Linked DNA regions of Homo sapiens: region 1 is linked to region 2. Evidence: read pairs that join two places in POLR2A ChIA-PET (ENCODE). Cell type or tissue: IMR-90. All regions are shown on one strand. Each heading gives the region's core, and the rest is flanking DNA. Links, peaks and the distances in the headings are about the cores only.

The links. Peaks named below come from ENCODE experiments on the same cell type or tissue, not always from the same donor. Only the 100,000 strongest peaks of a DNase experiment are listed, where the experiment ranks them.
Region 1: POLR2A ChIA-PET joins it to region 2 with 5 read pairs; 3 of 35 experiments call an interaction of 5 or more read pairs at or near these places.

The regions. Positions count from the first base shown.
Region 1 is chr1:233,048,798-233,057,968 of GRCh38, forward strand. PCNX2 (pecanex 2) reads right to left here. Exons shown (of 34, transcript NM_014801.4): 24 at 8,435-8,493; 25 at 5,471-5,686. Among named protein-coding and RNA genes, the nearest start is that of NTPCR, 100 kb to the left of the region's middle. In IMR-90, for the core only: no CTCF peak of the experiment used is centred there; no DNase peak of the experiment used is centred there.
Region 2 is chr1:232,608,702-232,617,872 of GRCh38, forward strand. The region is part of intron 1 of SIPA1L2 (signal induced proliferation associated 1 like 2); the gene reads right to left. Among named protein-coding and RNA genes, the nearest start is that of SIPA1L2, 17 kb to the right of the region's middle. In IMR-90, for the core only: no CTCF peak of the experiment used is centred there; a DNase peak (open chromatin) is centred at 5,400; H3K27ac peaks cover 1,134 bases.

The DNA of each region.
Region 1 (9,171 bases), core at 312-8,311, 440 kb after region 2:
ACAATCAATCAAAAATGACAAAGATGACATTACAATTGATCCTAAAAGAATACAAAAGATCTTCAGAGACTATTATGAATATCTCTATGCATACAAACTAGAATATCTAGATGAAATGGCTAAACTCCTGGAAACACACACTCTTCCAAGATTGAATCAGGAAGAAATTAAAACCCTAAACAGACCAATATTGAGTTCTGAAATTGAATATGTAATAAAAAACTTACCAGAGGGATTCACAACTGAATTCTATCAGACATAAGAAGAAGAGCTAGTACCAATTCTACTGAAACTATACCAAAAAACTGAGGAGGAGGGACTCCTCCCTAATGCATTCTATGAAGCTAGCATCACCCTGATACCAAAATCTGGCAGAAACACAACAAAAAAAGAAAATGACAGGCCAATATCCCTGATGAATATAGATACAAAAATCTTCAGCAAACTACTAGTAAACCAAATTAGGCAGCACATCAGAGTTAATTCACTATGATCAAGTCAGCTTCATTCCTAGGATGCAAGGTTGGGTCAACATATACAAGTCAATATATGTGATTCATCACATAAACAGAATTAAAAACAAAAACCACATGATCATATCACTAGACATGAAAAAAACCTTTCAATAAAATTCAACATCCTTTCATGGTAAAGACCCTCAAGAAATGAAGGATAGAAAGAATACACCTCAAAATAATAAGACTCATCTATGACAAACAAATGGCTGGAAGAATTCCCCTTGAAACCAGAACAAGACAAGGATGCCCACTCTTATCACTCCTATTCAACATAGTACTGGAAGTCCTAGCCAGAGCAGCCAATCCAGAGAAATAAATAAAAGACATCCAAATAGAAAAAGAAGTCAAAATATCTCTCTTCACTGATCATATGATTGTATAGTCAGAGAACCCTTAAAGACTCTGCCAAAAGCCTTCCGGAATTGATAAAATAACTTCAGGAAAGTTTCAGGATACAAAATCAATGTACAAAACTTAGTAGCATTCCTACACACTAGTAACATTCAAGCTGAGAGCCAAATAAAAAACACAATCTCATTTACAATAGACACACACACACACACACACACACAAATACCTAAGAATACATCTAACCAAAAAGGTAAAAGATCTCTACAAAGAGAACTACAAAAACACTGTTGAAAAATATTATGGATGACACAAACAAATGGGAAAACATTCCTTGCTCATGGATTGGAAGAATCAACATAGGAGTTGAACAATGGGAACACATGGACACAGGGAGGGGAACATCACACACTGGGGCCTGTCATGGGGTGGGGGTCTAGGGGAGGGATAGCATTAGGAGAAATACCTAATGTAGATGATGGGTTGATGGGTGCAGCAAACCATCATGGCACGTGTATATCTATGTAACAAACCTGCATGTTCTGCACATGTATCCCAGAAATTAAAGTATAATAAAAAAAATGACCATACTGCCCAAAGCAGTCTATAGACTCTATTCCCATCAAACTACCAATGTCATTTTTCACAGAGCTAGAAAAAAACTATTCTAAAATCCATACTGAATAAAAAAAAAAAGCCCAAGTAGCAAAAGCAATCCTAAACAAAAGGAACAAATCCAGAGGCATCAATTACCCAACTTCAAACTATACTCTAAGCCTATAGTAACCAAAACAGCATGGTAGTGGTACAAAAACAGACACATAGACCAATGGAACAGAATAGCAAACCCGGAAATAAAAAGTCACACACCTATAGCCATCTGATCTTTGACAAAGTCAACAAAAATAAGCAATGGGGAAAGGGCTCCCTATTCAATAAATGGTGCTGGGATAGCTGGCTAGCCATGTGCAGAAGAATGAAACAGGACCCCTACCTTTCACCATATACAAAAATTAACCCAAGATTGATTAAAGATTTAAATGTAAGACCTCAAACTATAGGAGGAAAACCTAGAAAACATTATTCTGGACATGGGCCTTAGGAAAGAATTTATGACTAAGTCTTCAAAAGCAATTGCAAAAAAACAAAAATGGGCAAATGAGACCTAATTAAACTAAAGAGCTTCTGCACAGCAAAAGAAACTATCAATAGAATAAAAGACAACCTACAGAATGGGAGATAATATTCCCAAACTATGTAACTGACAAAGGTCTAATATCCAGAATGTATAAGGGAATTAAACAATCAAACAAGCAAAAAATAAATAACCCCATTAAAAAATGGGTAAAAGATATGAAGAGATACTTCTCAAAAGAAGACATACAAGTGGCCAACTAACACATGAAAAAAATGCTCAACATCACTAATCATCAGAGAAATGAAAATCAAAACCACAATGAGATACCACCTCACATGAATCAGAATAGCTATTATTAAAAAGTAAACAAAAAACACAAAACACAAAACAATAGATGCTGGTGAGGCTGCAGAGAAAAGGGAACATTTATACACTGTTGATGGGAATGTAAATTAGTCTAGCCACTGTGGAAAGCAGTTTGGAGATTTCTCAAAGCACTTTAAATCAGAACTACCTTTCAACTCAGCAATCCCATTACCGGGTATATATACTCAAATAAAATAAATCGTTATACCAAACAGACACATGCACTCATATGTTCACTGCAGCACTATTCACAATAGCAATGACATGGAATCAACCTAGGTGCCCATCAACAGTAGACTGGATAAAGAAAATGGGGGTACATATACACCATGGAATACTATGCAGCCATAAAGAAAAATAAAATCATGTCCTTTGCAGCAACGTAGATGCAGTTGGATGCCATTATCCTAAGCAAATTAATGCAGGAATAGAAAACCAAATACCAGATGTTCTCACTTATAAAAGGGAGCTAAACGTTTGGTACTAATGGACATACAGAAGGCAACAATAGACACTGGGGACTGGTAGACATTGCAGGTAGAAAAGGGGACAAAGGTTGAAAAACTGTTGAGTCCTATGAGCAGTACCTCAGTGATGGGACCAATCATACCTCATATCTCAGCATCACACAATATATCCATGTAACAAACCTGCATATGTACCCCCAAATCTAAAATGAAAATTGAAATTATATTTAAAAAGGAATATACTAAAATAAAAGAACTTTTAAGAAAAGCTCTCAAAAGAGCTGAGATTCAGAAATTCAGAGAGCAGGACAGTTCTATTGTATTATTGCACTGAAGACACTTATTTCCACCATCTCTCGTGACATTTTCTGGCATCTGTGCTAAATGTAGGGGAATTATCCCTTCTGTGATTACTCTATAGAGTTTTATCACTAGTTCCCTGTTCAATAACCTTCTCCAAACTAAGCCCCCTAAATTAGATTCTTAAAATTCAGAAAAGTGCACGGAATGCACACCTAAAACACAGAACCTACCACTCTAGAAAAAAAATATTTCGTAAACATTTATTTAGGAATGTGAAAAGGCATGGATATTCACAAAACTAATGCTAGAGATTCTCATCCAAAGAACCGAGATAACTGATCATCTTTAGATAATGGTGTTCAATCTGGGAAAACATGACAACTTGTTTTTGGCTAAAAGATGTCCTTTTGTCACAGTGAGGGTTTGAACAGGTATGAATTGGCTCCTGCTCACCTTTCTAGCATTACCTATAACCACTTCCAAACTACCTGCTGAGAACTACATCGGATGACTTGGTGCTTCTTTGTCATCACATCTGCTGCTCCTTAGCAGGTAAGGCCCTTCCTCTTTCTCCTCCATTGAGCTGACCCAGACTCCAACCTGACACCAGTGCCTCTCCTCTGGTCCTTAACCTGGCCCTTGCAGGACACTGTCATAACATTCATTTCATGCGATACTCATTTCACATGAGCTCCTTCCATACCTGTCTTCTCTGTGAGGCTCCCAGCATCTTAAGGTGGGGGCTTCATTTCTGTATTCTTGGTACCTACACTAGTGCATGACATGTAATCAGTGCTAAATAAATGTCTCCTGAATAACTAAGAGACTGTATGTACTAGCTACTTGCATATTCACCTGAATGCCTCCACCACCAGACCAAAAAGTCCTTCCAGGCTTCCCTGTTTTAGTAAACACACCTCTGCCCATGCAGACACTCGATCTAGAAACTTGGGGGGCACACAGAGCCTCCCCTCTTACTCACCCCTAACAGCTAGCCCTTCTGATTCCACCTCCCAGTCTCTGGGCACTTCCCTGTCTCTGCCATCATCTGCTTGGGTGTCCACAATGCAGTCCTAAATGGTTTCCCTGCTTCTACTTTTGTCTTCCCCCAGTATATTCTCCACACAGCCACCAGACCAATCTCTTAAAGTGTAGAGAGGGTCAACCATTCCCTCCTCCAGAGTCCCTACATGGTTCCCCATAACATAGAGAATAACATATAGTCCCTGACACTGGCGGGGAGATCTCACATTACTGGGCTTCCAGCTGCCTCATGTCAAGTTGCCGCAAGCGCTGGTCAGCCCTAGTCACTTGAGTCCTCCCAGATGCCAGGAGTGCTCTGAGATGCCGCCTGACTCATGCACTTAGCAGGTATCAGTCCCTGCACTGGGGACATTCTTCCTCCTGCTCTCCTCTCCAGGCCCTCCTCGACCATCCCATTGAATGTGGCACCTCCTCACCCTCATCCTCTGCAGTGACTTTGGGTTCCAGAACCCTATTTACTTCTTTCATAGCACCTGCTCCAAGCTATAATAAGTTTGTCTGTTTACTTGTTTACTTTAGGTGTCTCTCACTGGGGGTAAGCTTCATGGTGATAAGACTCTTTTATGTCACGTGTCCATTGCATCTCCAGTATTGAAACACTGCCTGATACAGAGGAGATGTTCAGAAAACATGCAATGAGTAAAGGAATAAACAACATAGGAGAAGGCAACAGGTACATCACTTATGCCACTTTCTGCATCCCGCATAACTCCAGCTCCTCATTTGCGGGAAAACTGGAGTTATACTTTCAAGATTCAGGCAGACTCAATAACCATAAAGCAATGAGGATTCATGAAGTGCCTTCTACATGATCTCATTTAAACCACACAGCAACATTATAAGGCAGCCATTCTCATTATTATTATTTTGCAGATAGGAAAGAAAAGCTCTAAGACCTTAAATGATTTGCACGCAACAGATCCCAACACCTGTGACCCACAGAACAAGGTCGGGCTGACTCCATTTGGAACCCCAAATGATGTTCCCCACAACCTCCTGTGGCTTCTGAGTTTTTCCCAGAAGGATTAAAATCAATATCCTGATTTGCTAATAAAACCAATGTCCTGGTTTGCTAATCCACAAGTTTACATGCCATTCTATGTTTTATGTTTTTATTCCTTCAGATGACTGTAGTTTATTTATATCAAGGTAGTGGTGGCAAGCTCACTTTCAGTAGGAAGACATTAAGTTTTTCCTGTTTAACAGTGACTTCTTCCTAAAGTTTTGCTTGATAATTAACTCAAGCAACCAACTTTCAACAGTTTCTACAATGAAGAAATTCTTACCTCGGAATTCCAGTCCTCGAAGTTGAAAGGTGACAAGACCATTTCCAATTTCAATCAGGTGAACAAAGGCATTGAGGTCATCTGAAGCCAAAATAAAGCAATCGCCAGAGCTGTAGTTGCCCCAACGTCCAAGAACTAAGTCTCCACAGAGGGACTCCTGGAGGGTCCTTGTCAAGTGTTCATAAAAAATGGAATTGAGATTGTTGTCATCATTCCCTAAAGGCAGACAAGAAATATGATCAGTGAATGCCTACTCCTTGCTGTGTATCCAGACCTAGGAAACAGTGAGTTGTCATCTGATTAAGGGTAAAATCAGACTCTTTATATACATAAAAGAGGAAAGATGTGTTCTTCCCACATTTTAGTGGATTATATGAGACCCTCCAATTTTTTCCCTCAATATTCTCTCTGTGTAATTTATAGGCCATAAGCAGCATCGATTTATATATATGTGCTATAATATATAATACAAACAATCATTGCTAGTATTATTTGTTAAATACAAATAAATATTTGACATATTATATAACATATAAGTTATTATACTATATATAAATGGATACCATTTGTTCTTAAACTATATATAAATTAAAAATTCAGGTTTATTGAAGAATAATTTGTGTAGGGTAAAATTCATCCATTTTAGTGTACTATTCTATGAGTCTTGAAAAATGCACATAGTCATATAACCAGCGCTTAGAATAATGCATTCATCTGTTGTATATATGAGTGTGTTCTGTTTCACCTTTGAGTAGTATCCCTCTGTATGCATGTGCTACAGTTTGTTTATCCATTCAGCTGCTGAAGGACACTTGGGTTGTTTCCAGTTTTGGTGATTATGGGTAAAACCACTACCAAGAGTCATGAACAGGAGTTTGTGTGAATATGACTCTCCCCATTTCTCTTGAGTAAATGCTTAGGAGCAGGACTGCTGTTCTCCAAAGTGGCTGTACCCTATTTGCATTTCCCCAGCAGTGATTGAGAGCTCTAATTCTGCATCCTTGCCAGGACTTGGAATTGTCCACTGTTGCTTGTTTGTTTAACTTTGGCCATTTTAATTGGGTGGATAATGACATCCAAGGAAGGGTGAAGGAGGAAGCAGCAAAGAAGATGGAATGATGGAATACCTTGCTTCCCGGTGGACAGCCAGGGGTGCGTGTTGAGTGGGGGTGAAATTAGGAGTGCGTAGTGCATTTCCTATATCCTCCCTGCTGAGCCCTGACTCTTTTCCCTCCTTTCATGGGATCTCTCAAGATGAGGGATATAAGATTTTTTAAAGAGAAGATTGGATAACATGGGAAGTCTTCCTGGTCTGTGGTCCTGTGGGTGGAGTAAGCATTGGGAGAAGCCTAGGCAAAATGTTCACGTTCATGACTTTTATTCTAGGAGTAGCTTTTCTTTGGGAGAGGAAATTATGGCTCTGGAAAGCCATAGGCATAGTTGTCCTAAACAGGAAACGCCTAAAGCAAAACTCAATGCTCCCTCCTGGATCGTCTATTTGAGTGGAGACAGACATTCGGGGAGGACAGGGATGAAGACTGCAGATCTGACCGAAGCATCCCTGCTTTGTATCCATGGGAACTGGGGCAAAATCAGGGTGCGGAAGGCAGGGAGTGGTACAAGAAGGTGAAGATGCCCCAAGTGCGCTTACATAAGGAAGATCACCAATCCACCTCTAAGAAATCTACAGAATAACACTATCAAATTATGAGTATCTTTGCTGGCCACTCATGACAGTTGAAAGCTGAATCAAAACTAGAGCATTTATAACTTAATTATGATTAATGGAAAGAAACTGTTCTGTGGGCTGACTCATGCCATGTAGTCTAATAATGTATCAGTATGCTTAATCTTCTATGCAGATGAAGCCTCCTTGACCTGCACTGTATTCATTTTCTCTAATGAAGCAGCACGCATCCTGAGACACTAATTAAAGACACCTTTCAGTCTCTGGCACTTTGAAAGGAAAGGCCTGAATGAGAGAATTAGCCTTTGCTTAATTGTTGAAACTGTTCAATATTTAAATAAAACAAAACAATTGAAATCACTAAAAGTAGAGATTCAACTCAGGGCATCTTTTTAGAACACATTGACCACACATTTGCATAATTAGATTAAAATGAGACAGCAACTATGATTAACTAACAGCACAATGTGCTTGGGAAACTGTCCCTCTGCCTTGTATCAATAGCCTTGTAACATCACAGTCCCACAGCTGCACCTCAGAGATATCAGTACCTCTCCTCCCTCATTGTACTGACATAAAGTTCAACAAAAAATAAGCTTCTCTCTCCAGGTATCTCAAATTTCGAATTTTGATTTCGAATTAATCATGTAGATGCAATTCAAATATAGATAATGAGCACGATACAATTGTTCCTAGACAGATTTTGGGTCACAAAGAAGGGAGTGAGGAGGACAAAAATAGAGAACAGTTAAAATTTGCATTCTAATATGAGGAAAGAAGAAATAGAATGGTTAAAAAAGGAGATTGATTATGGAAAGAAAAAAGTAAAATAATTTTCTAGCAGGTACATCCTTTCATAGCTTAATGTTGACCAAAGTTTCTGAAACCTTCTAGATCCTGGATCATGGAATGCTTTACCTTTAAGGATATTATCATGCTGATGTTTTTCCAAAGAATTTTTTTTTCCTAAAAGACGAATCTCAAGGTTTATAGTCTGTGTTTGAGGTTTACTGCACACGAACTAAAATGTCTTGATTAACAGGGGTATGCAATACTGAGCAAGGTCCTAATCAATTCTAAATAGCGGAGCAATGCATTGTCAAACCAAATCAGGTTGCTTGATCACTCTACCTGCACAGTTTTATTCCACATTCAGCAGATTAACTAAGATGTGCATTGTCTCCACAATGAGTACAGAGTGAGTATTTAATTCTTCCTTTTGAGAATCCATCCATACAACAATAAATAGTTGAAAAAGAGAGAAGAGATCTTCTTACCTGGATCTCTTTCAATTTGGACTGCCAGTCTTGTGTTGGAATTATCCACTCGCCTTGTACTAGAAGAGGCCACAAAAGGGTAAAAGGTCATGATTAGATCCCCCCAAGCAGAAGAGTTGGTTTATAGAACCAGCTGCATGAGTGGAAAATGCAAAGGTGACAGATCTCACAGGTTAAGACGATTGCTGTAGTTTTACCACACTGCAGGAAGAGAGGAGTCTCATGATAAGAGATAGAGGGAGCAGTACAAGAAACACATGGAAGGGAGAGATGAGTAGCTCTCTGATTTGGAGAGAACGGTCTTGTGTCTTAATCAATTTGGAGCACCAGATCTGCAAAATCAAAGCAAGTATTTAGGCTGAGCACGGTGGCTCATGCCTGTAATCCCAACACTTAGGGAGGCTGAGGCAGGCAGATCATTTGAAGTCAGGAGCTTGGTACCAGTCTGGCAAACAGTGTGAAACTCCATCTCTACTAAAAATACAAAAAGATTAGCCATGTGTGGTGGCACACTCCTATAATCTCAGCTACTTGGGAGGCTGAACTTGAATCCAGGAGGCCGAGGTCGCAGTGAGCCGAGATTGCACCACTGCACTCCAACCTGGGTGACAGAGCAAGACTCAAAAAAAAAAAAGCAAGTGTTTAAACTGCCAATGTAATGCTACCCACTTTCAGAACTTGAGAACAGTGTCCACAAAGGTATCTTTCTCTTCAAATTGATTTCAGGAAATGGTGGT
Region 2 (9,171 bases), core at 798-8,797:
AGGAGATCCATGCACAGTAGAAGACTGATAAGCACTCCAACTAAGGTAGAGGCACATGGGCGAGAAATACACCACAGAGGAAACCACATACAGTGGCCAAGCAAGTGCCAGGCAGGTTCACCTACCTGGGACTGTAAGATTCCATTACTCCATCTTCAACTCACAGCCCCAAAATAAATCTTCCAAAGGGTTCACAATCTAGCTACTTACTCACAATAGGCCGGTCTTCTTAAAGTCAAACACGTATCTAATATTAACCGACATCCCCTCCTTTAGAAAAGAATTAGCTGTGAAAAAAGAAAAAAAAAAAGTAACCTCTTTTCTAATAGTTTGTTTTCCACAATTTAATTTTGTCTCTCTAAAAGGTAATTTGGGATAATCACCCACATCGAACTAGCCATAAACCAGTTTGGATGTTGTTGAACTTGTATGGTGAGTCACATGACTAATTAAGATCATTAGGATGGTGTTAAAACAGTGATGTTTTATAGTTAGTTGTCAACTTTAATACAAAAGTATACAAAATCCAGAATCCGTTTTGTTCATCAAATTAACTATTACTTAATAAAATAAACGGTTGGACCTAATCACCAATGACAGATCAAAGATAAATTTTGAAATTTATCATTTGCTTACTTTCTGGGTAAAAGTTTAAAATGAATATGCTGAAATTGCTTCACAATTTCTTCTTCCATTTCCATCAACATACTTCTCTGTGAAAGGGTGTCTCTATTATGCATATTATTAAAACAAAACAGAGAAACCATTGAGATACACATTATCCCCTAAAATAGTGTTATCAATCCAAACCTGAGTAGATAAATTATCAAGCAAGAACGAAGCAAGCGGCTGGGCATAGTGGCTCACACCTGTAATCTCAGCATTTTGGGAGGCCGAGCTGGGCAGATCACAGGGTCAGGAGTTTGAGACCAGCCTGGCCAACATAGTGAAACCCTGTCTCTACTAAAAATACAAAAAATTAGCTGGGTGTGGTGGTGGGTGCCTGTAATCCCAGCTACCTGGGAGGCTGAGGCAGGAGAATCACTTGTACCTGGGAGGCGGAGCTTGCAGTGAGCCAAGATCGCACCACTGCACTCCAGCCCAGGCGACAGTGCGAGACTCCATCTCAAAAAAAAAAAAAAAAGAAAAAGAAAAAAGAAAAAAAAGGAAGCAAACTCAGTTATCAAATTAAAATCTTAAAATAATGATATGCATGATGTCTGTTCAAAATCTGTTATTAGCATTTAAAATGGAGACCCGATCTCTCACTTGTAACTTTAGTTATAATTGCAGAACAAAGTTATGAGAGTAACTGTGACTCACTTTATTCATCTCTGATATGCACATTTTCATGGAACAAATGTAATTCTTTAACAATGTTTTTCTTTTTTCCTATGTTTATTGTGATTATATTTAAAGAAATGGAAGTTTACGTCTGTTAAATCTAACAATAAAAATTGAGGTTTTAAAATGTTGTACTGTATATCTCTTCATGTTTTTTTAATAATGAATATTATTTATATTCTCAGAAGTACCAATCTGTGAGGGATTGGAAATTAAGGACACTTGAGTTCCTTCAGTTCTCTGCCACAGAGAAGGGCTGTGCTAGGTGATGTGGATGGGAACAAGTCACTGGTTGAGACCTGGACTCACTTGGAGAAACTGCCTCTGCTGATGGAAGGCCATGGTGAGGGCCCCACCAGCACTGGGCTGGACGCCAGGTTTCCAGGGCTAAAGCAAGACACAAAAACTCGGTGCTATGGAAGATGTAAAGAGGGAAATGTGCCTTACTTATTTATGTAGTGTCTAAAAATAAAATACATACAAAATTCTAAGAGATCTTGATAAACAGCAAAATATTTGTATGTTCGTCAGTTTGTCTCCAAGTCTTAAAAACTAGTAATCAGGCAAACAAGCAACCCCCTCCACATACACACATCAGCAATGACGAACTCAGGCACCTGGGCCTGACACTAGGCCGCCAGAAGAGCTCAGAGTTCAGCCTTTCTCAGTGTGGAGTGGCACCGTGTCATCTGTTCCCAAGTTGGAACTCATCAGAGGCCAGCACAGGCCTGACAGCAAGTGAAGGAGAATAAGGGTAATTAAATGGGGAGGAACACCTTAGTTCAGGTAGGGCTTTAACTCACATTTCTAAAATGAGCTTAAAAAAAGTAAAATAAAAACTCTATTTATACTAACAATAGGCCTGAAACCCAGAGGGCTACCAACGCTCTCTGACTGATATGGTTTGGCTCTGTGTCTCCATCCAAATCTCCTCTTGAATTGTACTCCCATAATTCCCAGGTGTTGTGGGAGGGACCCAGTGGGAGATAGTTTGAATCATGGGGCGGCTTCCCCCATCCTGTTCTTGTGGTAGTGAGTAAGTCTCACAAGATCTGATGGTTTTATCAGGGGTTCCGCTTTTGCATCTTCCTCATTTTCTCCTGCCTCTGCCATGTAAGAACTGCCTTTTGCCTCCCGCCATGATTCTGAGGCCTCCCCAGCCATGTGGAACTCCAGTTAAACCATTTTTTCTTCCCAGTCTCAAATATATCTTTATCAGCAGCGTGAAAATGGATTAATACAGTAAATTGGTACCAGTAGAGTGGGGCGTTGCTGAAAAGACACCTGAAAATGTGGGAGCGACTTTGCTGACTGTTACTTTAGTAGGTAACAGGCAGAAGTTGGAACAGTTTGGAGGGCTCAGAAGAGAGAAAAATGTGGGAAAGTTTGGAACTTGCCTGAGACTCGTTGAATGGCTTTGACCAAAAGCCTGATAGTGATATGAACAATAAGGTCCAGGCTGAAGCGATCTCAAAGGAAGATGAGGAACTTGGGAACTGGAGCAAAGGTGACTCCTGTTATGTTTCAGCAAAGAGACTAGTGGCATTTTACCCTTGCCCTAGAGATTTGTGGAACTTTGAACTTCAGACAGAGAATTTAGGGTATCCGGCAGAAGAAATTTCTAAGCAGCAAAGCATTCAAGAGGTGACTTAGGTGCTGTTAACGGCATTCAGTTTTATAAGGAAAGCAGATCATAAAAGTTCAAAAAATTTGCAGCCGGACAATGTGACAGAAAAGAAATCCTATTTTCTGAGGAGAAATCCAAGCCACCTGAAGAAATGTGCATAAATAATGAGGAGCCAACTGTTATCCCCAAGACAATGGGGAAAATGTCTCCAGGGCATATCAGAGGCCTTCCCAGCAGCCCCTCCCATCACAGGCCCAGAAACCTAGGAGAAAATGGTTTCATGGGCCAGGCCCAGGGTTCCTGTGCCGTGTGCAGCTTACAGACTTGGTGCCCTGTGTCCCTGTCACTCCAGCCGTGACTGAAAGGGGTCAGCGTTGAGCTGGGGCCCTGGCTTCGGAGGGGACAAGCCTCAAGCCTTGGCAGCTTCCACATGGTGTCGAGCTCACGAGTGCACAGAAGTCAAGAACTGAGGTTTGGGAACCTCAGCCTAGATTTCGCAGGATGTATGCAAATACCTGGATAACCAGGCAGAAGTTTGCTGTAGGGGCAGGCACTCATGGAGAAACTCTGCTAGGGCAGTGTAAAAGGGAAATGTGTGGTGGAGTCCCCACACAGAGTCCCTACTGGGGCACTGCCTAGTGGAGCTGTGAGAAGAGGGCCACTGTCCTCCAGACCCCAGAATGGTAGATCCACCAACAGCTTGCACCGTTCGCCTGGAAAAGCTGCAGACACTCAATGCCAGCCCATGAAAGCAGCTGGGAGGGAGGCTGTACCCTGCAAAGCCACAGAGGTGGAGCTGCCCAAGACCATGGGAACCCACCTCTTGCATCAGCATGACCTGGATGTGAGACCTGGAGTCAAAGGAGATCATTTTGGAGTTTTAACATTTGACTGCCCCGCTGAATTTCAGACTTGCATGGGCCCTGTAACCCCTTTGTTTTGGTCAGTTTCTCCCATTTGGAAGAGCTGTATTTACTCATACCTATATCCCCATTGTATCTAAGAAGTAATTGGCTTGCTTTTGATTTCACAGGCTCATAGGTGGAAGGAACTTGTATTGTCTCAGATGAGACTTTGGACTGTTAACTTTTGGGTTACTGCTGAAATGAGTAGACATTGGGGGACTGTTGGGAAGGCATGATTGGTTTTGAAACGTCAGGACATGAGATTTGGAGAGGCCAGAGGTGCAATGATATGGTTTAGTTCTGTGTCCTCACCCAAATCTTATCTTGAATTGTACTCCCATAATTCCTACACGTTGTGGGAGGGAGGGACCTGGTGGAAGATAGTTTGAATCATGGGGGCAGTTTCCCCCATACTGTTCTCGTGGTACTGAATAAGTCTCACGAGATCTGATGGTTTTCATCAAGTGTTTCCGCTTTTACATCTTCCTCATTTTCCCTTGCTGCTGCCATGTAAGAAATGCCTTTCACCTCCTGCCATGATTCTGAGGCCTCCGCAGCCATGTGAAACTGTAAGTCCAATTAAACCTCTTTTTCTTGCCAGTCTCGGGTATGTCTTTTATCAGCAGCACGAAAACAGACTAATACACTGACCTTCAGCTTATTCGTCACCTCTTCATTTTGAGTAGGTGGAAAAGTGAGCAGTACTTTTTCAATGGACTTCACAATGTCTCTACCCAGAAAGATGTAACTTAAAATATTAGTGTTTTCACAAGACCCTTTATACTGACTTTTTAGAAGGCATCCTGGTGGTAAAGCTGTACAAAGGCCCAGGCAAGAAGGAAAACACAAAGTTACAGGTGGTCTTTAGCAAACCACCCACTTTTATTATGGAGTCAAGGGAACCTTCTCCAGGTGTTAACAGCATTCTATACATTCTCTGAAGGTATCCAACACGGAACTGTCTTCCAGCAATTCTGGAAGTTACTAGGAATCTAAACACTTAGAAGAATAGAGCAAGGATTAAAAGCTGTGAACAAAATACAGATACCACCATAAAGACAAGATTAGAAGGATCCAGTTTTTAGAAGCTTCCAATTAAGTTAAAATTCAAGAACAAAATTTATGTGTGTGCGTGTGTGTGTATAATGCCAAAAATGTTGTAATGTAGGTCAAATTAGTTCATCTCAATTTAGGGAGCACAGAATATGACCTTTCAGGTGCTATGTGCTTTCTAACCCACAGAACACACCCAGTATCTGAGCAACAGGAAGCTAGGATGGGTTTGAACACAAAAATGTAAGAATCGCCCACAGGATTTGAAGCAGAGTCCAGCAAGTCTTTATTCCGAGTCCAACAATAACAGAACACTTAGCAGGAGGGCATTGTGCAGAAACCACTTATCTGAGGATTATTAGTATATTTGCAATTTCTTTGGCATCTCCTCCCACTCTTCCCACAAAGACATGAACTCTGAGAAACCTTCACCCTCCTGTAGAAGGCTTCCCTTTTTCCTCCAAAATCCCCAACCAACAGACTACACTAACTTACTGTCATGAAAAGCATAGGCTCACACTCCACACAGGGATTGCCAGATACTTCGTGTAACAGCGTAAGAAGAGAAAGATAAAGGGTTTTGGCTGATGGAATAACTCATTATTCCATCAGCCAAGGCCTGTGTAAATGTTTACCCATTAATGGAAAGTCAAAGCACACACATCTTAGAGGCATGTTAATGTAGGATTTCATCAGGCACCATAAATCAGCAGGCCAGTTTTCCTCACACACAAGTTTCGTACTTCAGTTCAGATAGAGTAGAAACACCATCCTCAGAATTTATATACATTTGATCTAACTGATTAAGTTCCACACTGCTCTTTTGTTCACTATAAACAAAAAGATGTAAAAAGAATTCCCAAACTGCCACAGCATGAATTGAAAACATACCATCTGCAGCTGCTTAGCCGCAGCTACTGCCCCCAAATCAAATGAAAGGCTCAAGAAATGCTCAGCTGTGTTCTTATTGCTCGGGAGGTTCCCGGAATCCTTCCATGATTAAGTTATTGGCAAAAATTAGCAATATATGCATAGCCCATCTATAATACACCTCGAGCAGACAGCAGCATTCAAAAGGAAAGGAATGCAACTTTCGAATTATCAAAATGCCATGATGCTCCTGTTAAAAACCATTTAGCCTTTCCATCTTACAAAAATTTGAAATGTCATTTATTTTAACCAAGAGTTTTCTGCCTCTTTTTCTAATTTGATAGTGGAAAGTGACAAATGCATCCTTATCACTAAGTTTTCATTCTTTTGCATGTCTTCATTCAAGAACATGAACACTCCAATCTCTAGGAGAAAATTCCAGTCCAAAGCTGGATATAATCCCTTAACTTAGAGCAAACAAGTGTAAGCCTCTACTCTCAAAACATTCTGAGAGGAATAAGCTCATGTTCATAGTACACTGTGGATGTTATGAGGTGACCCTCTGGAAAGAATATTTATGTCTGGTATCATCAGAATTACTGCTACACATCCTTGGAAACCACAAGATAACTCTAGAGACACAAAACTCAAGAGCCCAAGAATGGTGGCCACACTCCATCTCCTGCCCCTGACACCATGGTGCACTGACCACAGCACTTGCTGCCCTTGAGCTTGGACACAGGCTCGGAATCTACTCCACACGGTCTCCAAAGTGGCCACTAAAATCGATCAGAATCGTCACTTCAAGAGTTTTTCAAGGTGCTAGCCAGCAGTCTGCTGAAGGTCCTTTCAGGCTAAAGCAGCACAACGTGAGCTCATTAGAGAAGGAGAAAATCACACACACAACTGCTTCCTTACTATTTGCCCCGACCCCATCCCAGCTCCTCAGAGTATGAGATGGCCCCTGGACTCCAGTGGAACTTCCTCTGAATCACAGGAAAGCCAGAGGGCCCTGCAGTCATTCGAAAGGTTTTTGCTCCCAAGAAACCCTCTGGCTCCTGAATAAGTGATTACCATTATTCCATTCATCAAGTGTCTCTTAAGCCTTCTATTATGAGTCTGAATTTTAAACAGGGACTAGGTCTTTTATTACATCCCCTGATCCATGTCTCCAGTAACATTTCTTTCGAAGTTATAGAATCTGTCAACAATCTAATTATTAGACTTTACCCTCCCTTCCTCCACCCAGAACTAAACTACTTCCAATGAGGGGGGGCAGGGAGGACTCTATCTTGAGAAATATTATTAGAAAATCTACTGTATTTCCAGAATAAGAGCACCACAAGGGCAACACCCTGTCTGCCTTACTCACCACCATAACCTGAGTCCCTAGAACTGTGTCTGGTAAAAAAAGAACATGTAATAAATAGCTGACGAATGAATACATCTGAGCACCAGCTATACGATAGGCAGCTTTTCTCGATAAATCCTCTCCATAATACTATGACACAGACTGAATTTTTTGCACTTACAGGTTCAGAAATGGGGACTTTTAGAGAGGAAGCCGCTGACTGACATACAGGCCCCATAGCCATGGAGATGGCCCCTCAGTCTTAGCCCATGTCTGATCTATCCAAAATGTGTTCTGCATCTTGGGAGTACAGTATAGCAAAAAGAGCTCAAGATCACAAGGACTTTTATCCTACAGTAGAGAGGAATACTAACTAGGGAAGCCCCCAACACAAGAGTTCTAACATCCAGCATCACACAAAGCATCATAAAACCCGCTGGGCAAAGCAGAACCAAACAATTGGCAATGCTAATTCCACAAGACTAGAACAGAAGCCCAGGGATAACCAGCTACACGACATTCCCTAGCATCCCCTGAAATTAGGTCAGGTCATAGTAAGAGCTCCAGAAGAATGAGAGTGGAAGGGATGGAGGAGACCCTTCTGGGCCAGCCCTTTAGGTGATGCACACCTGGGTGCCCCTTCCACCTCAACAAGCCTCAGCGCAGACCACTCAGGGCAATGCAGTGAGGCTGGGCCCTATGGTGGCAGACACAGATGGAAGGAACCTGAATCCACACGTGTCAGGTGGAGGAGAGCAGCCTACCTGTCCGGACTTTGGGCTGTCACCCTAGAAAGAAATCAGCTTTTCCACTGCCAGAGCATTTTGTAGTGTCTCTTAGAGCAGGCAGAGCTACCTTAACCAATACAGCCCTAAGGAAAAGTCTTCCCACCTTGATGGCACATTCCACATGCAAAACCACCATTAACCCGGTACAGCTGATGAAAACGTTTTAGTACTTTCATTTATGTTTGGAGAGGTTTAGCAACTCAGAACTTCAGTAGTAGAAGAAATAGAAAAGCGGGTGGTTAACTAAGTCTAGAATTTTATTTTTAGGTCAACTAGGTTTTCATTTTGCCAGCCAGTTCTCTTCAGCATAAGTGATTGAAAATCTGTATTTTTTCAGGGCTAATTGATTAGTCTCCTTCACATATTATCATAAAACTGAACTCAGGAAATTTTTTTAGTTTTAATAATTGTTGCATTTGAAATAATTGGAAATAATTTGAATTAATTAGAAATAATTCCTCAGTTTTGCAAAGATAAACAGATTTATTTCCATTCACCTAAAATTTTCTAAGTATCAGATACAAATAAACCAGTAATATGTCAGGATCCATCTCTTCAGAAGCAAAGTTGCTCAGCTCAATGCTGTGAGCTGGCCTGAGCCAGGCCCGCAGCAAGTGTCAGCCAACTAACAAAAGAAGCACCTCATCTCCAGAATGAATGGGTGGGATGTAAGATGAGACCCAGTGGGGAAACTGCCAAATCAGATAGGAAAATCACACCCCTGTAAGGAAAAGGGAAGTTGAGATGTGACTGAAGATAAATACATAAATATCTGACAGAAATTGCTCCTAAAATCATCTGACAAATGGATATGACCTCTGAAAAGGTCATGTGATCAAGATGAAGGCAAAGAAAACCCAGTGTGGTCATATAAAGTATACAACAAAGTAAAAATAAATAAATTATGCTGAATTTTGAAAGCAGCTTTATACACAAGAGTGCATACTGCATGATTCCATTTACATCACATGCAAGAACATGCAAAACTTATCAATGGCCCTAAAAAAAAAAGGAACAAAGGTTGCCTCAGATAAAGGTGGGAAACAAAAAGAGTAAGTTGACCGGGCAGGGACATCAGAGAACTTTCAGAAGTGGGAGAAACATTTCACATCCTAATAGAAGTATGGGCCATATGGGTGTATGCATTTATCAAAACTCCCAGAATGATACACTTAAGATTTGTGCATTTCACTCTATACCTTTTACTTCAAAAAATGTAAAACTTTTTAACTC